2 separate regions of the Mus musculus genome follow, and region 1 is linked to region 2. A link is a loop called in an ENCODE intact Hi-C map of the cell type or tissue named here. Cell type or tissue: left cerebral cortex. All regions are shown on one strand. Links, peaks and the distances in the headings refer to the core of each region. The heading gives the core; the rest is flanking DNA.

Evidence for each region. A loop is a pair of places that touch in the nucleus more often than their neighbours do. Peaks named below come from ENCODE experiments on the same cell type or tissue, not always from the same donor. Only the 100,000 strongest peaks of a DNase experiment are listed, where the experiment ranks them.
Region 1: it touches region 2 in a loop (2.4-fold over the local background); 3 of 42 quality-filtered maps call a loop at or near these places.

Annotation. Positions count from the first base shown.
Region 1 is chr13:36,361,538-36,371,918 of GRCm38, forward strand. The region is part of intron 5 of Fars2 (phenylalanine-tRNA synthetase 2 (mitochondrial)); the gene reads left to right. Among named protein-coding and RNA genes, the nearest start is that of Gm40912, 160 kb to the left of the region's middle. In left cerebral cortex, for the core only: no CTCF peak of the experiment used is centred there; DNase peaks (open chromatin) are centred at 4,925, 6,405, 6,678, 7,435 and 1 more place; H3K27ac peaks cover 1,756 bases.
Region 2 is chr13:36,572,759-36,583,139 of GRCm38, forward strand. No RefSeq gene overlaps it. Among named protein-coding and RNA genes, the nearest start is that of Gm46409, 35 kb to the right of the region's middle. In left cerebral cortex, for the core only: a CTCF peak has its summit at 6,045; DNase peaks (open chromatin) are centred at 3,307, 3,844, 4,213, 5,967 and 1 more place; H3K4me3 peaks cover 710 bases; H3K27ac peaks cover 3,739 bases.

The DNA.
Region 1 (10,381 bases), core at 1,673-9,672, 210 kb before region 2:
GGACAAAACTCATCCCTCAGACGTCACAACTGTCCCAAGCCCATACAAGCCGCCATGAATAGCCACAAAGCCATCTGTCATGTACCACAGCCCTCTGTCCTGTCCCCACCACAGAGCCATGTGTTGCATCCTTTTCTTGGCTTCAGCTTTATTTCCACCTCCCATCTACTCTGCCTGTATTCCATGAGCCTTACTCCTTTCTCATCAAGCCCAGCCAGAGCCCTCCATTACCTGATCCTGCATCTCTCTCTCTCTCTCTCCTCCAGTGTCCATGGCTCTCTCTCTTTCCTGTCTGCTAGCCTGATTTAGGCATCTTCTGTAGCAGCCCCAAAATTAAATCGTTTTCTTGTTTGGATCTATCCTTCCATGTTGAACACGCCTAAAACTAATGAAGGCAGAACTGATTCACCTCTTTCTGGTCTGATGTTGAGGTGCTGATTAGCTGCTTCTTGGTACTTCTTCATCCTTACTAGGAGTTTTATTTCCTTGATGGAAGTGGGGGAGCGGTGAAGACTATTAGATATTATTACCTCTGTGCCGTCTCCATTTCTGGGTTTCTCCTGTAAGCTTCCATCCATCCTTGGTCCTTTGTCATAACCTCTGGGAATGGAATCCAGAAGACTGCTTCCTCACAGTTCTCAGGGGTTCTTCCCCCATCAGAGTTCAAGAGCCCCAGGTCACGCTGCCACACCCACTACCCGTTTTTCCTGAGTCTGGATCTTCTCATTTTGACTGCCACTGCCACTGCCACTGCTGCTACTGCTGCTGTCCTGCTTACTCAGAATGCCTTACAGTTTTATGCAGGCCATTTGCTCACTCATTATCAATTCATATCGTTTCTCTTGCTCTGCTTTCCTTATACCTACTTTCTTTAGTAGCTTATCTTAATTGCACAAAATAATGGGCTTCAACAATAATATCATCATACATGCATGTACTGTACAGTGATGATATTCACCTCCTATCTCTTCTGTTTTCTTCTCCCTCTGGTGCCCTTTCTATTCCATATAATGGCCTCCCTGTTTGCTTTCATGTCTCTTTTTATCTAGATTATACATGTGAGAACGCATGTGCTGTAGCTACTTTCTGAAACTTGCAGACTTTTGTTTGCTGATGTGAATGGTTTGATGTCAACTGTCTCATGTGTCCTTGTTCCTGTCTCTGTGATTTCTAGACACACTCTGTACTTTCTGGGGTCACTGGAAATGCTTGTATTTTGACAGGAGCTGGCTTGTGAGTATGTATATGTATAAAAACCATGAATACTCATGTTCTTCTCTATATAGAGATTACATCCTTTTTAGAAAAGCAAAATATTGGAAAATTGAACTTTAAAAGGAATTATGGATCTAGAAAGTGGTAGTGCAAGACCCATGAGAGAGAAGCAGATGGACCTCTGTGAGTTTAAGGCCAGCCTGATCTAACTAGTGAATTGCAGGCCTGCCAAGATTGTATCGATACCCTGCCTCAATGATAGATAGATAGATAGATAGATAGATAGATAGATAGATAGATAGGTAGATAGATAGATAGATAGATAGATAGATAGATAGATCTGTAGGAAAGACAATAATAAACCCTTGTTAGGTTAGAATAAGAGAAATTAATAAGAATTTATGGATTGCTTGGTTGGTTGGTTTGGTGTGTGTGTGTGTGTGTGTGTGTGTGTGTGTGTGTGTGTGTGTGTGTGTTATGCTGCAGATTGAATCTAGGGTTTGTATGTGCTTGCCAAGTGCTCTATCACTAAAGTATATCATGTCACCTATTCCCCTGTGGTTTTTTACTTAATTTAATTTTACATGTATAGGCAGTGTGCCTACATATGTGTATGTGCACCACGTTCACACAGTGCGCTAGGCGGTGTCCGATCCCTAGAACAGGAGTGACAGTTGTGAGCTGCCCTGTGGATGTAGCTGCTGAGATCCTGTACATCGAGTGCCCTTCACCACTTAGCCAGGTCTCCATCACTCTCCCTTATACCCGTTCTAAAGTAAGAGGGCTTGCTAGGTTGCCCAGGCAGACCTTGAAAATATATCTATGAAACTATAAGAGTGTTCGTGTGTGTGTTTGAATTAGTTTGAATCCAAAAATAACTTGACTGCCATTGACCTTCAGTGGGATTTCTTGAAATTCCATAGCCATTCTGTCCCATTTGAGTAAGACTGATTGGGAGTTACTCTTGTGGACCCTTCCACAGCAGCTCTTCCTCAGCACCTGTTGAGTGTTAGTGTCCCACAGCTAGTTCTCCACCAGGACCCTACTCCTTGTTCCCTCACACAGCCACAACACATCAGGAGTGGCTCTACTCCAGGCAGGAGCTGTGACCACTCTGGAAAGGAAACTCAAGGCTGTGTGGAGACTGTACTCAACCAGACTGTATTCCCAGCCCCAACCTGTGCGGTGTCCCTCCCTCTTTGTGCATAGAACTATAATGAAGCCTGTGTGTGTGTGTGTGTGTGTGTGTGTGTGTGTGTGTGTGTGTGTGCGCGTGCGCACCCGTGTGCAATAAGGCTGACAGTGAGCCATGAGCTTTGGAGCAGACCATCTGAATTTAATTCCAAAGCCACTGATCTAGTAGGTCTTAAGATTTCTCAACTGCCAAAGCAAGAAAATATTAATTCCTACTAGTCAGAAAAGGTTGTGAAGAGAATTAAGGAGCTTAAATACAATACAAATCCTTAGCACAGTGCCAGCATATAAAGTGTTATGTAAATCTCAAATATTATAGTTGTAAATGTCTGTGTTAGTATAGCAAATAAATACCCGGCACATACTTAAATGGCTATGTTAGAGGTTGGCACATAAACTCTCCTACAGTCCAATAACAAGCATTACTATATAAATTTAAAGGTAATAGGCAATATATGGAAATGGTGTTTTGACAGCTTTTTCACAATAATGGTTTTGCCCACCATCTTGTCTTGGTATGCCTCCTCTCTGGGGTTAGTTGAAGAACCTAATTCTTTTTCACCCTGACTAAAATTTTCCTTTTGTCCATGAAGGTAGTGTATATTAAATACAAAATGTTGCACCTGCCTGTGTATAACTGACATCTTCTATCCTGTTGAGTCACTGAAGGTTTTTCTGATTATTTTTTAAACACATAAGGGATTACCATGACAACACTGTCACTCACTGGTTGATGGTACAAGACATATGCTTACAAATCTACTGCAACACAGCATAGCTTGTTAAAAACAGATTCTCGTGTTTGTGATCAAGCAAGGATCTTGGCCTTTGCTGCTCTACTTTTTCTGCTGATAGTTTATCTGTTTTTGCTTTGCTGGGACCTAGGGCCTATAGCAAAAGCATGGAACTTAAGGAGGATTGATTCTCTAGATTGTGGTACTTCTGATTTTTATTTAAGAAAGTAAGACTTCAGGGCATTTATTCAACATTCACAAGACAATCACACAGAAACAGAGCACCTTTTCTAACTGTTGTACCTCCATTCAGCCCTGAAACTCATGTGGGCAGCAGCCTGGTCTACCATGTTGTCCTGCAACCATCTATCCCAGAGGTTTTCTATGACGTCGACCTAACACCTGCCCCTGTGTATATCACAGCAATGACTGAGACCTTGCCTGTGAAGTCACTTTGTGAACAGGTCTAGAATTTGATGTGTCTGTCAAGATGTGAATTATCATTGTGCTTCAAGAGACCACCATTCTTGATAGAAAAATGGTCAGGGAGTCAAGGTTTGACCTTCCCATTCCACGGAATGGTCTCACTCACACTGCCAGCACTTGCTTTTGGTTCTCTATAGGCTGCAGACAGAAATATGTCAATATGTGTGATTACTGAAAAGGTTGGGTAGCCAAAAGAAATTTTTTTAAGTATGAAAGTAAGCAATACTTTTGGGAGATCTGTCTATTTATTAGTTCTGGGATAGTCTCTCTGCATACGTAGAATTAAGGATTTGGGATTCATATCAGCATGGCAGAGTTCACAGAAAACTGAAAGGGATTATGTAGGAATGTTGTAGCTTTGACAGTGTGCAGGGTGATGAGAGCAAGTAACGTCACACAGGTGGGACACAGCATCTGCTCCTTGCTGTCTGGTTCCCTAGAAGCTGTGTCCATCTAAGGTTCAGAATGACTCGTCCTTAGAGAGTGCCCCCTGCAGCTAAAGGGGAAATCAGTACACTCTCAGAGGATCTGATTAGTGCAGTTTGACTAGGAATTCAGGGGCCATATTTTCATTTCACTAGAATGAAACCTAGGGGCTGGAGAGGTGGCTCAGAGGTAGAGTGCTTGCTGCTCTTCCATAGAATCAGATATCAGTTCCTGGCTCCCAAATTGGGTAGCTCACAACTTCCTGTATACTTTACTTCCTCTAATGCCCTCATCTGGCCTCCATGTACACACTGCACACACACACACACACACACACACACAACTTCCTGTATACTTTACTTCCTCTAATGCCCTCATCTGGCCTCCATGTACACACTGCACACACACACACACACACACACACACACACGCACACGCACACGCACACGTACACGTACACACAATACATATACTAAATACATACATACATACATACATACATACATACATACATACATCTTGAAAATGAAAAATAGAGTACACACGCAGAAAAAGGAAAGGAGGTTATGGTGCCAATAAGATTGACTCAGAGTCTTTAACTGGGTTCTCTTTTACTTGGAATTAAAAACCCAAGTCAGCCATATGTGTTGCCTGCAAGTGGTGCTGCTGAAAAGCCACCAGTGTGTTGCTGAACATGGTCCCCTGGGGCACCGTCTCTCTGAGCATCACACACAGGCAGTCTTGTAGCCAGGTGTGTGCAAGGTGTGTGCTGTGCTTATTCTTTGCTTTGAGCTCTGGGTTCCTGCACAGCCAACAGCTGCTTTGCTGAAACTGCTGTCGGGGCCAAGTGTGCGCCTTCCGCCTGTGCACAGCAGGGCCTGTGCAGGAGGCTGTTTCTCCTGTGGGTCTGAAAGTGATCCTGAGTGAGACACCCCACTCAGGCATTTAGCTCAGCCTCAGAACCAGATGCCAGCTCCCTTCCTGTGAGTAACCACTAACCTTTATAAAGCATGCAAGCACCCACAGCAGCTGCCAAGTGCTTGCCAGGTGCTTACGAATGGTTTTTACCACTGTGCCATAGAATAAGCACTGAGTGCACGTTTTACACATGGCAAAATTGATATTTAGAGAATGTAGAAATTTGTCCAGAGTTATACAACCATCAGGTAGAACCTGACAAATAGCTCTGGAGGCATCTGGGAGCAGTCACTAACCAGCAATTTCATTCAGTCCTGTCTGACAATTCATGGCAGAGCCTTTGCCATTGGACAACTAAGTTTCTGTGTGTGCCCCTCAACAACTGGGTAACTTTTGATCATATTTCACCAGATAAACAAAATGGCCTTTCAGTGTTTAAAAAGAAAAAACAATTGTGATAGTTTTGATTTTTTGTTGTTTTGTTTTGTTTGGGGGGGTTGTTTTTGTTGTTGTTTTTACATTAGTTGAAAGTCAGAGACAAAGACTAATGAACTTTCTAGAATCATTGCACTCTAGAATAACTGAGTTCAGCATTGCGGACACTGTGATGGACCATGCTTACTTGTCTTTGACAACAGAGTACATTCAGGCAGCACTCACTGAGAGCCATTTGGGGAACTGCCTGTGATTGTTTGGTCAACACATGAGGGGCATTAAGAAGTAACTGTGCTTCCATGTCTTTGATTTCAACCCTCATTTGGTCATCATTACAGCCACTCACTGTATATCACCATTGTATATCACAAATATATCACCAGTGGATGACTGTTCCTTTGCTTAAAGAGTACTGTGCACACAGAATGGTTCCAGGTACCAAGCATAGCCCCGTTCTTGCTTACCCTCTGTAAAATTAAGAAATTAGAACGTAATAGATGTTTCTGTCTGTTACATGCACAGATAGGTCTCAGGCCACCAGTGTTCACTGAGTATCTGTTCTGCTCACAGCCAGTTGAGCAGTTTTTGCAAGATTTGGAGAAGAATCATTCATACTTAACTGTGCCTCAGTTTCTTTAGCTATAAAATTAATGAATGTAATGCCACTTCTAGATAATTTCATTTACATGGCATCATAAATATCTTCCAGAGATGCATGGATGTGTTCAAATTATTAATAAACTCATTGTCTAGTAACAAAAACAATATCATTTCCTCTCTACTTACAAATAGAATTGTTTGCTATTGTTCTTGAAACAGATACTCACTCTGTAACCCTCACTGTCCTGGAACTTGCTATGTAAACCAAGCTGGCCTAGAACCTAGAGAACTCCATCTGCCTCTGTGCCTTTCTAGTGCCTGCAAAAAAAAAGGTATGAGTCACCTGCCTGCTAGAGTTATTGTTTAGCAGATCTTCATGACCTACTTTCAAGCTCTGTTGTAAGGATGTTACATAAAAAGCCTGTTGCCTAGATACTGAAGTATTAATAGCCCCATTTTACAGAAGAGGAAACTGAGTCCAAAACCAGGAACATAGCAGGTCCAGTGCCACAGGCACAGCCATGGTGGAATTCTGCTCCTCTGGTCTGCAGTCCTGCTGGCAGTATCAGCCTGGAATCAAGCAAGTGGCTGTTTCTTTGAGGGGCCTGTATTACAGTTGAGAGAGGGAGGGAGGGAGAGATCCTGCAAAATTTTAGATGTTTCTGTTCTGATCTTCCCTAGCATGTCAGGCCAACTTCCTCCTCACCAGATGTCACTGCAGCTTGGAGGCAGGCCTGCCCTTGGCTCTAGATGCCATTCTTTGACCAGAATTCCACTCTCCCTCATCCTCTTGCTGCAGACTCATCTAAGCTGCAAGACAGATGCTGCAGAATTCAGCAAAGTCTTGACAGGCACCTCATCACTTTACAGCAGCTGCATTTCCCTGGACCCACCTTCAAACTGAATGAGTAACCAACAGAGTCTTGGTTGAGCTTCCTCATAAACCACACCGACCAGTTCCAACAGTCTTCCTGTGTGTGTGTGTGTGTGTGTGTGTGTGTGTGTGTGTGTGCATGTGTGTGTCTGTGTGTGTCTGTGTGTGTGTGTGTGTGTGTGTGTGCATGTGTGTGTCTGTGTGTGTCTGTGTGTGTGTGTGTGTGTGTGTGCGTGCATGTGTGTGTCTGTGTGTGTCTGTGTGTGTGTGTGTGTGTGTGTGTGTGCATGTGTGTGTCTGTGTGTGTCTGTGTGTGTGTGTGTGTGTGTGTGTGCATGTGTCTGTGTGTGTCTCGCAGCCTTTGGAGAAGGACCACTTTAGGAGCTCTCACTGGTGTAGTTCCTAGATGACTATTTTATCAGCATGTTGGGTTTTGTTTTAACCTAGACTTGCATCTGCCCTCCCACAGCATTTAATGAAGAGGTCTTTGACATAAATCTCTGAAAACAAAAGCTACATTATGCATCCTGTGCATGCAGAGCCGTCAGGGATGCTTCTCTGTGAGATGCATAATTAGAAACTTAGCTCTGTGCTGAGAGTGGGGAGCTGCGATGGGTTAATAAAACACCGCTTCTCAGCTCCTTTTCTGCTCAGAATATGAATTAGGATATGCAGAAACTAAATGACAGGAGCAGCCCAGGGAAGAAAAATGCCTTATTTTTATTACTGTAATATTCTTCATCCTATATTCTGTCATACCACAACCTAGTTCCAGAGACCTGAAGCAATGACTGTTCAAAAAAAGAATTGTCTGAGGTGACTGTTTCTTTGTGCATGGATAAAAAGCCTTCTCTAAATCTATTTTTGTATTGTTTTTATTTAGAAATTTTTAGCTGAAGTACAAATATATGAGTTTAAGGCATAAACTATGCTGTTTTTACTGTAATAATTACCACAAATTTTTATTCAACACTGTTGAGAAGTTTTGTGTGTGTGCACGTGCGCTCTGCATTCTCCTTATTTATCGTTCACTGATGGCACTTGGATTGTTATTATGACTTGGCTGCTGTAGTAGTACTGTAATAACGAACACGAGAGTCCAGAGCTCTTCCAGAGCTGATTTGCACGTATGCACAGACCTGGCGTGGCGGGAGCTTAAGCTAGTTCTCTATCCGGCTTGAGGCCCCTCTCCACTGGTTTCACATTGACTGTCCCAGTTTCAGTCCCACCCAGCAAACAACTTTCCCTTTTTCTGCATCGTCATAGCCATCCTAGGAGATGGCAGGTGACTTCTCATTGCCTCCATCGTTAGCATTAAACATCCTTTCAAGTACTGTTGGAAATTCATAGGCTTCCTTTGGAGAATGTTTATTTGAGTCCTTTGCCTAATTTTTAAATTGAGTCATGTCGCTTTGTTACTTTTATATAGTTACTGATATATTTTGGATATTAATTTTGTATTTGATAAATACTGATAAAAGCAAATTTTAAGCTTTCCTAAACTGCAAGGGTTAAAGCAGAAAGGAAAGAACAGATATGGGAAGTTAATGTGCAAACAGTTCAAATGTGGATTACGGCTTTATGCCTTGGGCAGGTATAAGAGCTCGTCCAGGACTGAGCCAGTTGGCATTGCTTCATTCACTTGTTGTTTATTTGTTCATTCATTCACTCATTTTCTGCCTTGCCTCTTTATTGGCTTAATAAGCCTATGTATCAGAGGTTCCTTGGTCTGTAGAATTTTGCTTTGATAAAAGTTTCCAATTTTTTTTTGTCCCATGGGTTTCCCTTTTATTATTTTTTTCTTTGCTATGAAATGTTTTTGATGTAGTCAAGCATGTATTATTTTTTTTTTGTTATCTAAACTTTTGATGTCATATCATATAGATAGAGATATACATATATAGGTGTGTGTGTGTATTTACACATATATACACACATATATGTAATATATCCACACACACACACATATAGAGAGAGAGATAATCCATACATGCACACATACATTCATAATACTATGCTCACTAGCCTATTCCTGTGTTATCCTACAGGAAGTTACAGTTTCAGTTCTTAAAACTTTTTAATTAATTTGGTGTAGATTTTTATATGGGTTGTAAGATAAGCTTTCAAATTTGTTCTCTTTGCATGTGGATATCCAGTTATCTTAACTCCATTTCTTGAAAAGCCTGTGCTTTCCCTGTTGTATATTTTTGGAAATCTTGTCCGAGATTGCCCCATGTAAGTCAGTTATTTCTGAGTTCTCTATTTGTCTCATCCTTCTCTGTCTGCTTCCATGCTGCTCTAAGGTTTAGATTTCAATGGAGTATAAAAAGCGCATAATATGATTTCATTAGTTTTGTTCTTTAGGTTCAAGAATTCTGTGGCCATCCCATTCTTTTGTGTACATATTAATTCAAGTATTTTTTTCTGTGTCTTATAAAAGTATGATTAGACTGTTGACAGAATTCATAGAACCTATAGATCACATTTACTAACATGAATGTTTTGAAATAATTTTTTAATCTATGAATATAGACAGGATGGATAGCTTCTTATTTATTTGTATATTCAATTTATTTCAGTTTGTAAATCTTTCATTTCTTTGATTTATTTATTTCAAAATAATTTTCTTTGATGACTTTTTCTTTTCTTTCTTTTTTGACAATTCATTGATATTATATAGAAGTAAAACTGAGGTTTTTATGTTGACCTGGTATTTGTGCCAATTTGAATGAGAAATGTCCCCTGTCATTTTGGGCATTTGAATACTTGATCCCTATTTGGTAGGTTAATATGGTACAACCTTGTTGGAGTATATCACTGGGTGTGAGCTTTGAGAGTCAAAATCCTTGCCTGCTTCCAGCTTGCAGTTGAAGATGGGAGCTCTTAGCTTCCTGCTTCTGCTGCATGGGCTACTTGAAGCCTTGCCTCCTAATCATGATTGGTTTTTACTGTCTAGAACTATAAGCCCAATAAACTTTTTCTTCTATATATTGCCTTGATCATGATTTTATCACAGCGACAGAAATGTCAACCAATATATCCTTCAACCTCATGGGTTAATTCATTTATTGTCTCTAACAGATTTCAATGAAGTTTTTAGGATTTTAAGTATGTAAGATACTGTCATCTTCAAATAGAAACAACTTCCTCTTTCCTAGTGAGGGCATGTTTTATTTATTTTCTTGCTTACTTGCTTTATGTATGAACCCTAGGACTTTGTTGGCGGAGAGTGATGAGAGAGGGTGTCTTGTTGCAAATCGACTTAGAGGGAAACCTTTCATGTTTTTACTGTTGAGTAGACTTTATATACAGTAAAAGTTTATGTGCTGCAGTCTGTTCCTTTTGTTGCCAGAATCTTATTATCTGCTACTAAGCATTTCCTAGAAAACAAACAAACAAACAAAAATGAGGATCTTCAGGCATCGATGAGCAGAAGATAATAGATATGTTTGGAGCTGTCAGCGAGCAGTTTCTTAATGTTTTAGAGTGAAGTGGACTT
Region 2 (10,381 bases), core at 1,208-9,207:
AAGATTCTAGATTGGGTTAGTTAAGGTACAAAGATCTACCCTAACTATGGATGGCACCATTCCATAGTCTCAGATTCTGGACTGCTTAGAAAACAGAAAGATCGTGCTGTGGATACAGTGTGACCAGCTGCCTCCTCCTACTGTCATGGCTTTCCACACTGTGATGGACTGTAACCTGAAACCTTGAGCCAAAATAAGTCCATCTTTCCTTACATTGTTCTTTTCGGGTATTCTGCCACAGCAGAGAAAGACTCTTAATATAAAAATGTCTGTGCTCATCTTGAGAGTGGCTGACAAAGCATTACTCTAATCAGTTGGGATGCATTTGGCTACAAGTGATAGAATCCCTAGTTCTTTGTGATCAGAAGCAACAGATGTTCCTTAGCGAGTTCTCCTCAACATGTTGGAAGCTTCTTCACCTGTGTGGACTGAAAATGGGAAGTGCTTGGGAGCATATCTCTATGACACAGCTCTTCCATTATTACAACAAAATGCCAGAGGTGGGTTCACTTTATAAATGAGAGAGGTTTTTGAAGATCACAAACCTGTAGATTAGAGTGCATAGTGCCACATTATCCAGGCTGTGGTATGAGGACTTCTTGGCTGATGATGTCAGAAGTACTGTGTGTGTGTGTGTGTGTGTGTGAGAGAGAGAGAGAGAGAGAGAGAGAGAGAGATTTTCAGGGGTCTGGAATCTTGACCTCCCTGACAGTACAGTGCTAATTGCTCTTCTACAGCTTGAATCTGAAATGTATCCCACATAATCATGTTTTACACACTTGGTCCCTAGCTTGCAGTGCTCTTTTTGGAAACTGTGAACACTTTAGGAAGCTGGACCTGGCTGGTGGAAGTAGGTCACCAAGAAAAGGCCTATGAAAGTTATGCCAACCTCTTGGTCCCCTACCATGTGAAGAGTCTCCATCATACATGCCTGTTGACATAAACTCCACCATGCCTTTGTTACAAGCATGGACTGAAACTCCCCTGAAATTATGTCTAAAATAAACCCCTTCTCTCTAAAGTTACTCCTGTCAAGTGTGTTGGTCACAGTGATACCACAGGAACAAATACTAGACACAGCCTCCCAAAGTTTTCACTTAACAACTTTGCCACACTGAGAAGAACCAAGCCTTCAACACATGAGCCACTGAAAGACAAACCATAGAAACTCTTAATTGAGAGGTAAAGGGGCTCAAGGCCTCCAGACCTCCTCATGGGACAAGCCAGTCACTCGGAAAGCATGGGACACTGACTGACTCGGCCACCTTGCTTAACTTCCTTCTCTGCCTAGTTCTATTCTTTACTCTTCCTTGGGGGACACTGCTTAATAAACTATTTCTGTCCAATAAGCCACTTCTCATGAGCCCTCACCTCAGGGCCAGATGCTGTGGAGACAACCCCAAAGCAGAATCAGAATTTTTGAAGTTTCTAGTCCCTGTTGGACCACACTGGACTTCATCTGCGATTGTGTCCTTATTTCCTACTACCTCGGTTGTTCCATGCAAAAATCCAAGGATCTCAAAGGGAGACTTTGCTGTGATATGGGGCTCCTGAGTGGTGTGGGGACACAAAAATGTCTTCCAGCAATTCATCATCCCACATCCCATGCACCAAAGGGCTCTTGAGAGACGGAGCTCAGCCACAGCCAGGCAGGTCATCTGAAAACTGAATTTACATCTGCACAGAGGGTCATTTCTGTCAACGGAGCCAGACTTGCTTCTCTCAACAGGATATTCACGTTGTGAGCTTGTAGCATTTGGATTGAAGAGACAAGTTTCCAAAGATTCTCGCTGAGATGACACAGTCCACCCCAGGTGAGTTGCTGCCAGCTGTACGCTGACCATGCATGTAGAAAGCCATTTCTTTTTTCTTTTATCCCAATATAGGTCTCTTTGGTTTTGCTTGGGCCTGGTCTGGGATCTTCGGGTTTCTTGCAAAGATTGGAAATAGATTCCATGACTCCAAGTCAGCCATATGCAAGACACAGTGAGGTATATACTAGGCTGAGCCTCACGGTTCTTGTAGGGCAACTGTGCCTTTAGTCATAGGACCATGAAGATTCTCTATCAATGTGGACTTGTTCTATCCACAGTGGGAAGAACTGCTAGCCCAGGGATGGCATGGGATGCTGTAGGGAAAGAGCCTTTGAGGTTACAGCTTTTCTCAAGGAACTCAATGTTTTGTTTTGCCAGCAGAGAGAGGTGGAGCTGCAGAAGCAACTGCTGGGCCATTCTGTGACATTTAAGGAGACGGTCACATTTGTGTGCAATGGCTCTTTTGTGTGCGGAAAAATCTAGCATCTCAACCCAACCTACAACAATCCTAAGAGCCACCAGAGCTGCCAAGGTCGACTCTGATCAGTGGGGTTGAACAAGGTGGCTTTGATTCTTTTTCTCTTCATCTTCTTCTCACTTATGTGAGGGTGATCCCTTAACATGATACAGAGAACACTCTACCACCTCAGAGTCTACTTCCAGGACATTCCATCTGCAGTAGTCATACTCTCCGTTCTCCTTAGCCAGGACTCCTGAAGGTGACAGTGATCACACAGCCACTCAGGACGTGGCCTCAGCTCTCCTCTTGCTTTCAAGCTCTCTGGGGGGAAAAGGCATGTCCAATGTCAGGGAAAGGACACAGCCTCCAGGTGCAGCCTAAGGATGAGGCCAAGGCCTTCCCTGAGTGTACCCAACCCCAGACCTTCTTCACACAGTCCCTTAGCATCTTAGCAAGCCCTGCAGACTGCATCTGCTTGTGCTTGCTCCCTCCCAAGCCCCCGGCCTCCACCTTAGAGCCTCAGGCATCTCTTTCTTGGGCCACCATGGCTCCTGGCCTCTGGGCAGCTTATTCTCTGCATTGTGGCTGAAATGTCTTTTGAATCATTGAGTCTTCTACTTCTGAAATCTGTTATTGTTTTTTTTTTCCTCTCAAATTAGCTGTCTTTTGATTCACAGCAGTTTGCTTATGTGATGTGTAGTTGCCCTTCCATATTTCTCAAGGATACTAAATAAGTGGATTTAAGCCTTTCTGCTCTGATCAGAGTATTAGCCGCCCTCTCAGTCATAAACTCACTCTTTGCAGAGTCTGCTGATACCTGTTTGGATATCATCCTCTCATGTTTGTGTGCTAACCTCCGCATTTGGTCTCTGCCATGAAATCCTGGCTGTACTTTAGCAAGCCTATGGGGAGGGAGGAAAAGCCATTGCTTCAGTTGCATGGGGGAGGGATATCAACCAAGCCACCACGAAGGCAGCTCACTGTTCCATTTGCTTTGTGGGAGGGGATTACTGGGGATTGAGTCCAGGTCCCCACCTACAGTAAGCAAGCTCTCTGTCACTTAGTCATCTACCTGTACTGGCTGCTCATCTCTCCTAGGTGCTTTTCTCCGGGATCCAATCTGTCCACATACCCAAGGTTCATGCTGAAGGGGTCCATCTAAAAGCAGGAATATCCCTACCTGGCCTGAAACCGCCTCCCTGATCATGCAAAGCAAAGGGCATCTTCAGAGGCACCTTCTTCTTCATTGTCTGGATCATAAAAGTTCATTAGCTATTTGCTAGCTTGCAAAAGACCTCCCCCGCCTGAACCAAAGTCTGTGAAGCAGAGGCTGGGTCTGTCTGGACCACCCACTTGTACCTGGTTCTTACCATTGCACTTGACACATTTACTTCAAGAAATAGTTATTGAACAATGTCTTGTTTTTGCTTTTACATCAGACTTCTTTCTAAAGAAAGGATTCTTAGCTAAACACAGATAACAGCTGCAAAATAGGGTATGCCATCAGATGGGAGCAAGGGACTTGCTTCTCCTTGGAGTCTGTGGGGTGGAGGAACAGCAGGGCTTCCTTGGCACAACCCCCTTTCCCTGCTTCTGGGAAAATTACCTCTCTGTCGCTGGCCTCCTGTCCTGGCTCAGGAGTCTGACTTCACCTTCCTGAAAGCAGGAGTTTGGTTTTTTTTTTTTTTTCCTTCTAAATTCTGCTGCCTGCTGCCAGCAGAGAGAGAGAGAGAGAGAGAGAGAGAGAGAGAGAGAGAGAGAGAGAGAGAGAGGTGGAGCCTGCAGAGGCTGCTGCTGGACCATCCGATGCCGTTCAAGGAGACAGTCACATTAGTCACTGGGTCCTGGGGTCTCAGCGAGCAGTATATGCAAAGATGAAGAGGGAGAGGGCTTCGTGCTGCACCATCTTTGAGTCATCCCTGGGTGTCAGCACTCCCACCCCACCCCTGAGCATGACTGTGTCATCTGCAGCCATCTGCCCAGCCTCTCAACAGTGGTGCCAGCTGTAGTAGCTAAGAGGACCTCCCCCAAAAGAGGATGCTACTGAGGCTGAAGAGGAGGGGCCTTTAACCATTTTAGCCCCTCCCCTACTGTTTTATAAGTAAAGAAACTAGGCCACAGCTGAGATGACTGGCCCAAGGTCACCCCAGTAAAAATAGGGGAGCTGGGACCAGAATGAAGGGCTCCTAATACCCAAAGGTACTGGGACCGCATCAAGGAATGCTCCTTCTCTTTCATCTTGTCTCTGCTTCATCTTGTCCTCTAGACTCTTCTCGCCATTCTAGCCCTGTGTGGCCCAGCCTCAAGGACACCCCTGCCCCACTCCCGTGCAAGCTGCATCTTCCTGCTTGGTTCTAAAGGTCTTGCTGACTTCTGGTTATATGGTACTGGCCTAAACAATGCTCCCTGAATGGTTGCAAGCAGAGTGTGGAAGCCACATCTGGGGTGGGGGTGGGGAGGTGGTGGAAGCTGCATCTGGGGTGTGAGTGTGGGCATAGGGGGGCACGGAGCAAGAACTGGCTGTAGCCAGGATGTATGCTGACCAAGGCTGAGGACACTCATTTCCTTCCCAAGAGACTGAGTTTGACTTTCAGAGCCCAGAGCAATGCCCTGGGATGAGAGGCATCCCCAGACCCCTCCCTGGGCAATGGCTACTTTAACAAGCCCACACTGCCTTGGCCTTTGTACTTCCAGCCTCGTCCTCACTGCTGTCAAGTCTCCTCTTTTACTTTGATCCTCTCAACAGACTGTCATTCCCTTTTTAAGAGATGTCACCATAGTTGGCATCACTTGAGTCCTCTACCAAGCACACTCGCTTATTTCTCTGTCTCTTGGTCCTCCCAGGGGTCACTTTGGGCAGAATTGTGTCCAGGACCTGTCATCTCTGGTTCTGAAAGCTTGGCTGGCTGGAATCTGACCACCTGAGCCAGAAACCTGGTGCAAAGAGGAGGATGGGAGGCACCGGTAATGGTTTAAAGGCCAACCTGCAGTTAAGTAGGGTTTGGGGAGTGGGTAAACAAACGGCAGCTTGGTTATGTCACAGTCAGGTTATGCTCTGACATAGGGGTGCCTGGGAAACCTGGTCTGAAGGCCTACACGGCTGAACTGAGAACTGAGGACTGCAGAGCCCAGTCCTTCCGAGAGCATTCTCTAGAGTGTGATCCATGGGACACTGGGTCTATGATACACTCTGGCAATAAACGGTTCAGAGATCAGCCAAGTTTGGCACTCACAGCTCCCTGCAAATCTGTGCGTCCCTCTTGCCAGTCTGTCCCAGTACCCTTGGCTCTGACCCATCAGGCAGTAAGAAACATGAACAACAACCACTCTATGTCTGCTGACCTTAAAGCCTGGCAGATACCTGGGCCTTGTCAGGCCAAGAAGGCTCTGTAGAGGTGTCTCCTTATGTCCCCAAGATCAGGGCTCAGGGACTCCCGGTTTTGCTTTGGATTTTGTCTCCTCTTATTTGAATTTCTGGAGAGAAAACAAACAAACCAAACCAAACAAACAAAAAAATACCTTCAAAACCAAAAACTAACTAGTTAGAGCCCAGAGAAGAGCTGGCCAATGAAAGGCAGAGTTGGAGCATTACAGCATCAGCGAGACCGCCCATTGGCCGGCCTGCCCTGAGGAGATGCGGCTTCCCGCCCCTCCACGCGGTGCGGAGTCCGTGCGGGCAGCTCTGTGTGCGCGCCCCAAGATGCCCGGCGCGCGCCCCTGGCCTCCAGCCGGGAGCTCTGGGTATTTGCGCGCGGCCCAGCGAGCCTTAGACAGCCGCAGGATGGCAGCGGAGTCCGCGCTCACCAGTGGAGGCTGCGGGGACGCGTGGCGCTGGGCTTCTCTGCATTGGGGAGGCGGCCTGCAGAGCCCAGGACTTCCAAGGACTGCAGAGCGGCAGGACTTGGTCCCTGCGCCCATCGTTGTGTTGTGGCTGGGTGCGTTTCCTGTCCGCTTTTTAGCGTTACTTTAACCACCATCTCTGAATTGTGCTGGGCATATTGTTTCTGGAATGAGGGCTGCATTCCCAGTTCCCTCGTTACTAGATAAGACTAACTTGGCAGCCAAGGGCTTTCTGGCAGATGTCTGCTATAATCCCAGCCTTCCAGAGGCTGAGTCAGGAGGACTGCTGTGGGTTCAAGACCAACAAAATGAGACCTTGTTACCGCCTCCCCCGCCCCCCCTCGCCAAATCACAACAAAAATAAAGTCAGGGAAAACGAGTGTGTGTGTGTGTGTGTGTGTGTGTGTGTGTGTGTCTGTTTGCCACAGGGAACTAGTTATGTTATTGTGGGGCTGGCACTTCTGAAATCTGTGTACTCAGCGAAGGGTTAATGGAACTACTCAGGAGTTGGCAGGCAGGGTTTCCCTGCATTTTTTAATGGTCCCAACTGACTGGACTAGGCCCACTCATTTACCCTGTGGAGGGAGAAACACTACAGAATTATCTTAATTGAACGTGAGGGAAACACCATAGCTGAATCATATTCCCTCTGACCCTCAGGATCCCAGAATGTGACTATTTCAACAAATCTGTCAGGAGACCTAGAGACACACAGCAGCACTGGGGTGTGTGGGGGGTGGGGTGGGGTGGGGTGGGATGGAATGGAATGGAATGGAGGTGGGGTGGTTAGGTGTGTTACATGGGCAGAGTCAGCTAGCTGATGGGAGAGGTCTCTGAGAAACCAACTGGCTCTGCTCTGGCCTCTTGACTTCTAGTCCTCTGCAAAGGAGGAAAATATTTCTGTTGTCTAAGCTGTACTAGCCAGTGGCACTCTGTATGGCCCTAGATACCCAGATACAATACTGACACAAGCTCAGTCATTGCCGTGGTGTTTGTGTCTAGACTGCATGACAGGAGCCGTTTATCCATCTTTGGCAACTGCATAGGTTTTCATGCTATGCCAAAGGGCTTAGGTTTGAGATCTATCCATGCTGGGGGACCATGCAAGCATGTGCATGTGCTTGTGTGTGTGTGTGTGTGTGTGTGTGTGTGTGTGTGTGTGTGTGTGAGACATAGACTGGCGGGGAAAACTGAGGTCTTAGTCTGTCTTCTTTCTCATTCATTTTGTTAGTTAGCATATAGAATAAGTCACCGTATGGCCTTTGCATCCAGGTGCATCATGTTTGCAGTGCTCTGACTCCTAACATAACAGCTGTCCCCTCATCAGAGCAGCTTTGACTGCTTACAGGAGACCCTCAAGATCCAGCCTGTTGACTATTGGCATTCTCTGTGGAAGAAAGGGTTAGAGATTCCAGTCTCTCCCTCCTGCACCTCCTAGTCATTTGTATGTAATTCTGCCTTAAATGTTTGCAGCCTTGTGGTCTTGGGGACCTTAGAACGTATACCCTGTGAACAGTTAGCTGAAAGGGTTTCATCTGTGATTCCATGTATGCAGCTATAAAGTCACCACCATGTCAAGGTGAGATTTTTCTAGGAGCATAGCTACCCTGGAGTTCTCCATACTCCTGAAATAACTCCTTATCAATGTTCTATAAGTAACATTCCAGGTTAGAGGATTATCCCCCAAGTAGGTGAAATTGTTGATATTCTATAAGAGGGCATATATGTGTGTGTGTAAATATACATATATGTATATATATGTATGTGTGCATATATATATATAATAGATCTGTGAGTAGTGACTGTGGTGCTTATGAAAACGGTCCTTTCAGATACCTAGTGTCCTAGTGTGGGCATTTATGCTATATATATTATCAAGCAGAGGGAGGAGAGACTTAGGAACAACTTCGATATATATATACCTGCTTATGAAAGAAACTGTGTTTGTCTGAGGTTAGGCTCTTCTTGAAATCTAGTTTCATCACCTTCCGAGCAAATGATACATTTTCATTCATCTTTGTGGTTGAATAAAACTCCCTTGTGTATATGTACCACAGCTTTATCCATTAATCTGCTGACCGTCATATAGGCTGATTATGAATGGTGCTCTAGTAAACTTGGCTGAGCAGGTATCTCTGTGGTACGCTGTTAAGATCAAATCTGGCTTTTAGAAAGATCTCTCTTGAAGCAGTGCTCTGTGAAGGAGAGAAAGTACCCTGAAGGAGCAAGCTGTCACCAGGCCCAGGGGTCAGGTGGCTACTCCTGCGAGAGGCCAGTGGAAGGAAGATGCTGTCAACCCAAGTAAAGAAGGTGACTGAGCGCTCTTTTGAGGGCAGCCCTGGTACAGGTCAAGCAAGGCATTCTTTTTTTATGCATGTTGAATTCGACTTTCCTGGAACATTCCAGAGGGATCACACTGGGGCCATTTGTTATATAGTGTCAAGTCCAAGTTGGGTTATAAGCAAAGATTTCCATATCTTTACTCATCCAGAATTAGGAGCCAGTAATCTTCCCACCATATTTGCCGTGTCAGTCCCAAATTTCCCAAACATCTGTGGCCATTTCTCCCCACTCCTTTCCTGCCTCCTTCCCTCCTCTTCCTTCTTTCTTCTTAAAAATATAATAGTGTGTGTGTGTGTGTGTGTGTGTGTGTGTGTGTATGCATGCCACAGAATGTGTATAGAGAGCAAAGGACAAATTTTAAGAGTTCCTTTTTTTCTTCTACTATGTTCATCCTTGATATGGAACTTAAGATGTCAGGTCTGGTGGCAGACTCCTTTACCCGCCGAACCATCTCACCATCCTCCTTTTTCTTAAACATTTAAGAAACATTTCTTAAACCTTCTTATAACATTTCCATTATCAGGATAAGTTTTAGAAAGACCTCAGCCCCCATAGAGGACTCTCATCATGTGATGAAGGCCCAGTTGCTGTTCATAGACAACACAATTTGTAGTCTGCTGGATCGGGGCTCATGTTCAAATATAGACTCTTTGGATGTCTCCCCCAGATACCTAAGATGGGATTGAATGTTTATAGGAATCTGTCTGAGATGTGTTTCGAAGTGTGGCTGTTGTTCTGAGTTCCCTCTCTCCCCATTTGCAACTTTCTTCCATGAACCAAAACCTATTCCTAGTCAGGGTCCTCTTAATCTCTTACTCTGAGTAGGTAGACAGGAGGCAAGCAGAGGAATTTAGGAATGACTTAGCGTTAGATCTGCTTCTTTTAAAATATGATTTATTTGTATTATTTTAAACACGTGTATATGTGTGTCTCTGTGGAAGGGTGTGTGTAGATCCCCTCTGATGTCAGACACGTCAGATCCCGCTGCAACTGGAGATCAGATGGTTGAGACGCACATGTTGTGGATGCTGGGAACTGAATTCCTGTCCTCTGCAAGAGCGGTCCTTATTCTCAACAGCTAAGTCATCTCTCCAGACCCTACAGTCTCCCTCTTGATGTATGGACCCAGACCAGTCTTTGCCAGTCTCCCACCCTGGCCAGTACTTGCTACCATGTCCTTGAGCCTCTGGTTTTCTCTGAGTCTCAGCGTCAGTTCGGCAGAAGAGACACATGCAGGGCTACTGTGATGAATCTAGAGAGATACCTAACACAGGAGGGCCACACAAAATCCAGCAACGCCAGGGTTTTCTGCTCCTGAAAACTGTCTTTAATTACTCTCCGTCCCTTCCCAATTAAATAAAGCGGAGCAGCAGGAACAGCAGCCAGGAAACACGCTCTGAGGTACTTTTCGGCACTGCCTGCTGGAGGAACATTAGCATCCCCAGCGGTTATGAATGCCATGCTCCGCCCACACCAGGAGCCCCTGGATCAAGTGTGTTCCTCTTGATTGCTTTGTTTCTGTGCCTCTCTGTCAGGTTCTCAAGGGCTATGTTGCTGCCTTTATCTGGGGAACTCAGAGTTAAGCCTTTCACCTCCATTTATTAGGCACAGCAGCTACAGGAACTCTATGTTGCCCAGTAGGGACTTTAGCACCCAAGGGGGAATAGCTGTCCCTCCGTGAAGCTGTGATATCCTTTAGAAGCCAGTGAGCTGCTTTCTGAGGTGGTCTTTGTTATTTTCCTGGCTTCCCAAGGGAAGGCAAAAATCCTGGGGAGTCTGCTGAGTGCCTGTCCACCCTGCTCATTTGGCTGTGCACAGTCTTCAGTGCAGTTCCTTGAAGGAGAACATCCTATGGCCACGGGCCCTCTGATGAGACCGCTGTAAAGTCCTGCTAGACTTGTACACACAACAAGCCCTTTGACTT